2 separate regions of the Homo sapiens genome follow, and region 2 is linked to region 1. A link is an interaction called in ENCODE POLR2A ChIA-PET data of the cell type or tissue named here. Cell type or tissue: OCI-LY7. All regions are shown on one strand. Each heading gives the region's core, and the rest is flanking DNA. Links, peaks and the distances in the headings are about the cores only.

Evidence for each region. Peaks named below come from ENCODE experiments on the same cell type or tissue, not always from the same donor. Only the 100,000 strongest peaks of a DNase experiment are listed, where the experiment ranks them.
Region 2: POLR2A ChIA-PET joins it to region 1 with 10 read pairs; 9 of 35 experiments call an interaction of 5 or more read pairs at or near these places.

The regions. Positions count from the first base shown.
Region 1 is chr6:18,371,288-18,374,203 of GRCh38, forward strand. No RefSeq gene overlaps it. Among named protein-coding and RNA genes, the nearest start is that of RNF144B, 15 kb to the right of the region's middle. In OCI-LY7, for the core only: no CTCF peak of the experiment used is centred there; no DNase peak of the experiment used is centred there.
Region 2 is chr6:18,258,904-18,261,819 of GRCh38, forward strand. The region is part of intron 2 of DEK (DEK proto-oncogene); the gene reads right to left. Among named protein-coding and RNA genes, the nearest start is that of DEK, 4.2 kb to the right of the region's middle. RefSeq lists an enhancer at 1,514-1,633. In OCI-LY7, for the core only: a CTCF peak has its summit at 1,925; a DNase peak (open chromatin) is centred at 1,678; H3K4me3 peaks cover 2,013 bases; H3K27ac peaks cover 1,473 bases.

The DNA of each region.
Region 1 (2,916 bases), core at 317-2,816:
TCCTGTATCACCAAGGCTGATCTGAGTACAGAATCGTCAAGCCTCAGTGGGACTAAATATTTCAGGATTTCTTGTATTTGAAATAGTTCTGGCAAGGCACGGTGGCCCATGCCTGTAATCCCAGCACTTTGGGAGGCCAAGGTGGGTGGATCAGCTGAGGTCAGGAGTTTGAGACCAGCCTGGCCAACATGGTGAAACCCTGTCTCTACTAAAATTACAAAAAATTAGCCAGGCATGGTGGCAGACACCTGTAATCCCAGCTTCTCAGGAGGCTGAGGCAGGAGAATCGCTTGAACCCGAGAGGCAGAGGTTGCAGTGAGCTGAGAAAAAAAAGAATTAGTTCTGATCTCTTTCACCTCAAGGGTTCAATGAATCATGCGGAGGCCTTCCTGATATATGAGACAGATAGTTTTCTTTTGGATTTATGGTTGGGCAGCAGGTTTGCCTGAGCTACTAATACTGAGTAGGAATTGAGATGCCAGGTTGGAAAATGAAAACTTAAACCAAGTTATTGCTGGGCATAACTCAGGAGTATTGCATGCCTTTGGTTTGTCTTGATTAAATTCCAAGGTGATACAATCATCAGGCTATTAAAAATAATCATCTGACTATTAAAAATAATTAATTGCCTTGTTTTCTACTTAGCGGTATAATGGCTCCAGATTTGTAAGTTAGAATGCATTTTGCAATGGGACAATGAAACAGGGGCAATTGTTACTGTGATTTAATGTTTAGGGGGCAGGGCAGGTTGCCTGGCCACATCACCATGAGGCTTTTCAGGGAGTATTTCTTTGGATATGTGTAATTTTCCAAACCCCAATAACTAGAAAAATAGACTTATTAACCTACTTGGCCAAAATAAAGTAAAACTATAACAAATATAAAAGTAGAGGTTTTGTAGATCACATTTCTTCACCACAATCCAATTAAATTAGAAACCAATACTAAACATATGACCAGAAAATAACTACTTGAAAACTAAGAAACACTCTCCCAGATAAACCTTTGATCAAAGAGAAAATATAAGAGAAGCAAAAGGTTCTTTGGAGAGGAATAACAAAGTATACTTTATACCCAAATCTTTAAGGCATAGCATATACTCAAAACTTTACTTAGAAAAAAATTTATACCAGTAAATATCTTTATTATTCATGAAGAAGAGGACAGCAAAACACGTACCTGCCTCCAACACCTCATAAACAAAACAAACAACATACACACAAGGTAGGAAGAAGGGATGATAAAGTTACAAGTGAGAATTAATGGAATAAGGAAAAAATGTAGGACAGTTAAATAAGACAAAATACTGGAAAAAGTATAAGAGCAAGAGTATAACAAGATTAGGAACAAGGAAACAAATGCATTACAGATGCATGAAAGATGGGAAGAATTATAAGAATTATACATGGACACTCCTGGCTAACACGGTGAAACCCCGTCTCTACTAAAAAAATACAAAAACAAAAACAAAATTAGCCGGGCGTGGTGGCGGGCACCTGTAGTCCCAGCTACTTGGGAGGCTGAGGCGGGAGAATAGCATGAACCCGGGAGGCGGAGCTTTCAATGAGTGAGATTGCGCCACTGCATTCCAGCCTGGGCAACAAAGTGAGACTCCGTCTCAAAAAAAAAAAAGGCCAGGTGCAGTGGCTCACACCTGTAATCCCAGCACTTTGGGAGGCCAAGGCACGTGTATCACGAGGTCAGGAGACTGAGACGATCCTGGCTAACATGGTGAAACCCCATCTCTGCTAAAAATAAAAAAAATTAGCCGGGCATAGTGGCGGGCACCTGTAGTCCCAGCTACTCGGGAGGCTGAGGCAGGAGAATGGCGTGAACCTGGTAGGCAGAGCTTGCAGTGAGCCAAGATCGCGCCACTGCACTCCAGCCTGGGCAACAGAGTGAGACTCCATCTCAAAAAAAAAAAAAAAGTATACATGCACACTAGGAGCAAAACTATGGAAACTAATGTGAAAATATGGAAGAAACAAATAACTCATAAGCAAAATATAAATGACCAGAATTGATTCAAGTAGAAGACTCAAAAAGATCAATTACTGTAGAAGTCCCAGCCTCTTTGTGTCCCATTTGATATTTGCTCTGAGTTTCTTATTTTTAAGGAAGTATTATGTTAACAAGGCATTAAAATAAGATGGGATGGTGGCTCTCCACTTTGTATACCGGGTTTTGCTGTGGTCTCTTCTAGTGGTGTGTAAGGTGCTTGTGTTGTGAAGAGTAATTTTACTTGTGTTTAAATTTGAAAGGTGATGCATATAACCCTGCTTTCCCCCCATTTCTCTTTCAATGCAAGTTAACTTACACCTCCCTTTAAAGAACAGCATGCCAAGAACTGGCTGATAAAATGAAATATGTTCCTACCCTGGTGGCTGAGGACAGCCAACTCCTTCCAGTCTAGATGATGCTGGGAGAAGTACTTGATGCTGCTACCTCTGTGAGCTACTTGGTATACCAGTCAGTTGTACCATGGTCCCCAGAGGGACCTGCAGAAAGCTGGAAGTGGCCAGGCTGACTTGGTGGGTCAATTGAAAGTGTGTAAAGTCTGAATGCTCTTGGTATATGGTTTTGCCATTTTTGTATGGTGTAAATCTATAACTACTGTTTTAACATTTATTTTGGAACAGTCCCTTTTGTCAGGAAATGAGCTAAAAAAGTGAAAGTTTAATAAAAAAATAAGTAGCAAATTTCTGTTTCTCAAGGATGTTGGTGATGAATGTGTGATTCACAAATCTACTGAAGCTGCATCAATGTCTACTTCAAAAGTTTGTAATTGTTTTTAAGAATACTTTGCCCAAAGACAATGATTTAACACGTGTGGGCTGCAGGAGGTGTCATTTTATTTCATTTTGTGAAGCATGACTTTTCATTTAAATCAAATGACTCTTCTAAATAGATTTTCGC
Region 2 (2,916 bases), core at 213-2,712, 110 kb before region 1:
CTGAAGTACGTGGATAGGATAAAACTCTCCAAGTTTACATTTAATGCAATCAACTGGGAGAGCATTACTTTGTAGTTTATGAATAACATTCCTAATGATGACCATAAGTCACTCAAAGTTAAATTGTTTAGTCACAAAAATCTACGGTGAGGCGCGGTGGCTCATGCCTGTAATCCCAGCACTTTGGGAGGCTGAGGCGGGCGGATAACGAGGTCAGGAGATCAAGACCATCCCGGCTAACTCGGTCAGGAGATCGAGACCATCCTGGCTAACTCAGTCAGGAGATCAAGACCATCCTGGCTAACGTGGTGAAACCCCATCTCTACTAAAAAATACAAAAAATTAGCCAGGTGTGGTGGCTGGTGCCTGTAGTCCCAGCTACTTGGGAGGCTGAGGCAGGAGAAAGGCATGAACCCAGGAGGCGGAGCTTGCAGTGAGCCGAGATCGCACCACTGCACCTCAGCCTGGGCGACACAGCAAGACTCCGTCTCAAAAAAAAAAAAAAAAAAAAAAAAAAAAAAAAAAAAAAATCTAGAAAACAGGTAGCATATACTTCAAAATTCAAAACATTAAGCTCCATTTATCTAAAATAAAATCATTTTTTGAATGAAATAAAGTCAGATAAAAGAATACTATATACTGCTCGAGGTTCTGCCATTTATTTAATGCCTGTGTTGTGCAGCTGCACTCAATACTAAGAGGGGATAAATGGATGATAAAAACTGCGTATCTTTTGAAAAAGATGCTACTAAAGAAATGAGACATAAATATACGCCAATATAAAAGATAACAAAACATCTTAAGAAAGATACACAAATAAATTGCTGTGCACTGAGGAGGAATTGATTATTTTGGGACTAGAGAAAAAGGAACAAAGCACGTGTGCTGGCTTTTAAAGACAGCTTAGATTTAGTAATGTAAGGATTCGCACAGAAAGAATACTTCAGGAGAAAGGGCTATCAACAGGTATATTCTGGCCATGTTGTACAGAATGAAGACCAAACACACTAAAACAACCCCTACTATCACTCAACTTCATCAACTTAGTGATTTAAACTATTTGCTTGTCTCTGATTACTAACTACAAGCTAATGACTTCCCAGTCAATCTCCAAGCCACAACTTTCATCTGAGATTCATATTAACTAATATTGCCTCAGTATCTGTGAGGGATTGGTTCCAGGACGCCCCTCAGATGCCAAAATCCATGGATGCTCAAGTCCCTTATTTTTTAAAAAAATGGTGTAGTAGTTACATGTAACCTATGACCATCTTCCCATATACTTTATATCATCTGTAGATTACTCATAATGACTAATACAACTTAACTGATATGTAAATAGTTGTTATACTGTATTGTTTAGGAATAATAAAAAAATCTGTACATGTTCAGTACAGATGCAACCATCCATTTTTACCAATTTGTGGTTGATTGAATCCACAGATGAGGAACCCACAGATATGGAGAGCCAACAGTATATGCCTGTCTGTCATCTGGACAGCTACAATTCATGTCCTACAGGCACCTAAACTCAAAATATTCAAAAGAAAAATCATAATCATCTCCAAACTTGCTCACTTTGTGAATTTTTTTCAAAAAACATTAATACCATCCACCCACCTGCCAAAGACAGAAACCTAAGAGTCATCTTTTACTAGTCATTTCTCTCACTTCCCTTTTCCCCAAAATCACTGCCAATTTTGGCTAATCTGACCCCTTTCTTAGGACAGACTTCAGAGGATATATGAGAAAGCCTGGGTGCCTGGGCAGAAGCCTCCTGCAGGGGTGGAACTCTCACAGAAAACTGCTACTCAGGGCCAGGCGTGGTGGCTCATTCCTGTAATCCAGGCCCTTTGGGAGGCAGAGACGGGCAGGTCACTTGAGCTAAGGAGTCTGAGACCAGCCTGGGCAACATGGTAAAACCCTGCCTCTACAAAAAATACAGAAAGTACCCGGGCATGGTGGCGCATGCCTGTGGTTCCTGAGGTGAGAGGATTGCTTGAGCCTGGGAGGCAGAGTTTGCAGTGAGCTGAGATCATGTTACTGCACTCCAGCCTGGGTGACAAGTGAGACCTTGTCTCCAAAAAAAAAAAAAAAAAAGAAAGAAAACCTCTACTAGGGCAGTGTGGAGTGGAAAGGGGAAATGGGGGGTGGACCCCTAGATTCACCACCAAGGCTCTATTGGCTAGTGGAGCTGTGGGAAGGGGGCTGCCACCTCCAAACTCCAGCATGGTAGAGCCACAAGCAGCTTGCATCCTGAGCTGCCCAAAGCCTTGGGACCCCTCACCCCTTGCACCAGCGTGCTCTGGATGCCAGACATGCAGTAAAAGGAGATAATTTTGGAGCTTTAAGATTTAAAGACTGCCCTGCTAGGATTCAGACTTGTAGGCCGGGCGCAGTGGCTTACGTCTGTAATCCTAAAACTCTGGGAGGCTGAGACGGGCGGATCACCTGAGGTCGGGAGTTTGAGACCAGCCTGACCAACATGGAGAAACCTTGTCTCTATTAAAAATACAAAATCAGCCAGCTGTGGTGGCATATGCCTGTAATCCCAGCTACTCGAGAGGCTGAGGCAGTAGAATCCCTTGAACCAGGAGGCAGAGGTTGCGGTTAGCCGAGGTCAGGCCACTGCACTCCAGCCTGGGCAACGAGAGCGAAACTCCGTTTCAAAAAACAAACAAACAAACAAACACAGAAAAACAAAAACCAAACAAAAACCAAACCAGACTGTGTGGGGCCTATTGCACCTTTCTTTTGGCCTTTCTCCCTTTTGGAATGGGAATTTTACCCAATGTCTGTACCATCACTGTATCTTGGGAGTAAATAACTTGTTTTTGATCTCACAGGCTCATAGGTGGAAGAAACTCATCTTCAGATGAAACTCTGGACTTACAGATTTGGGACTTCTGTGTTAAT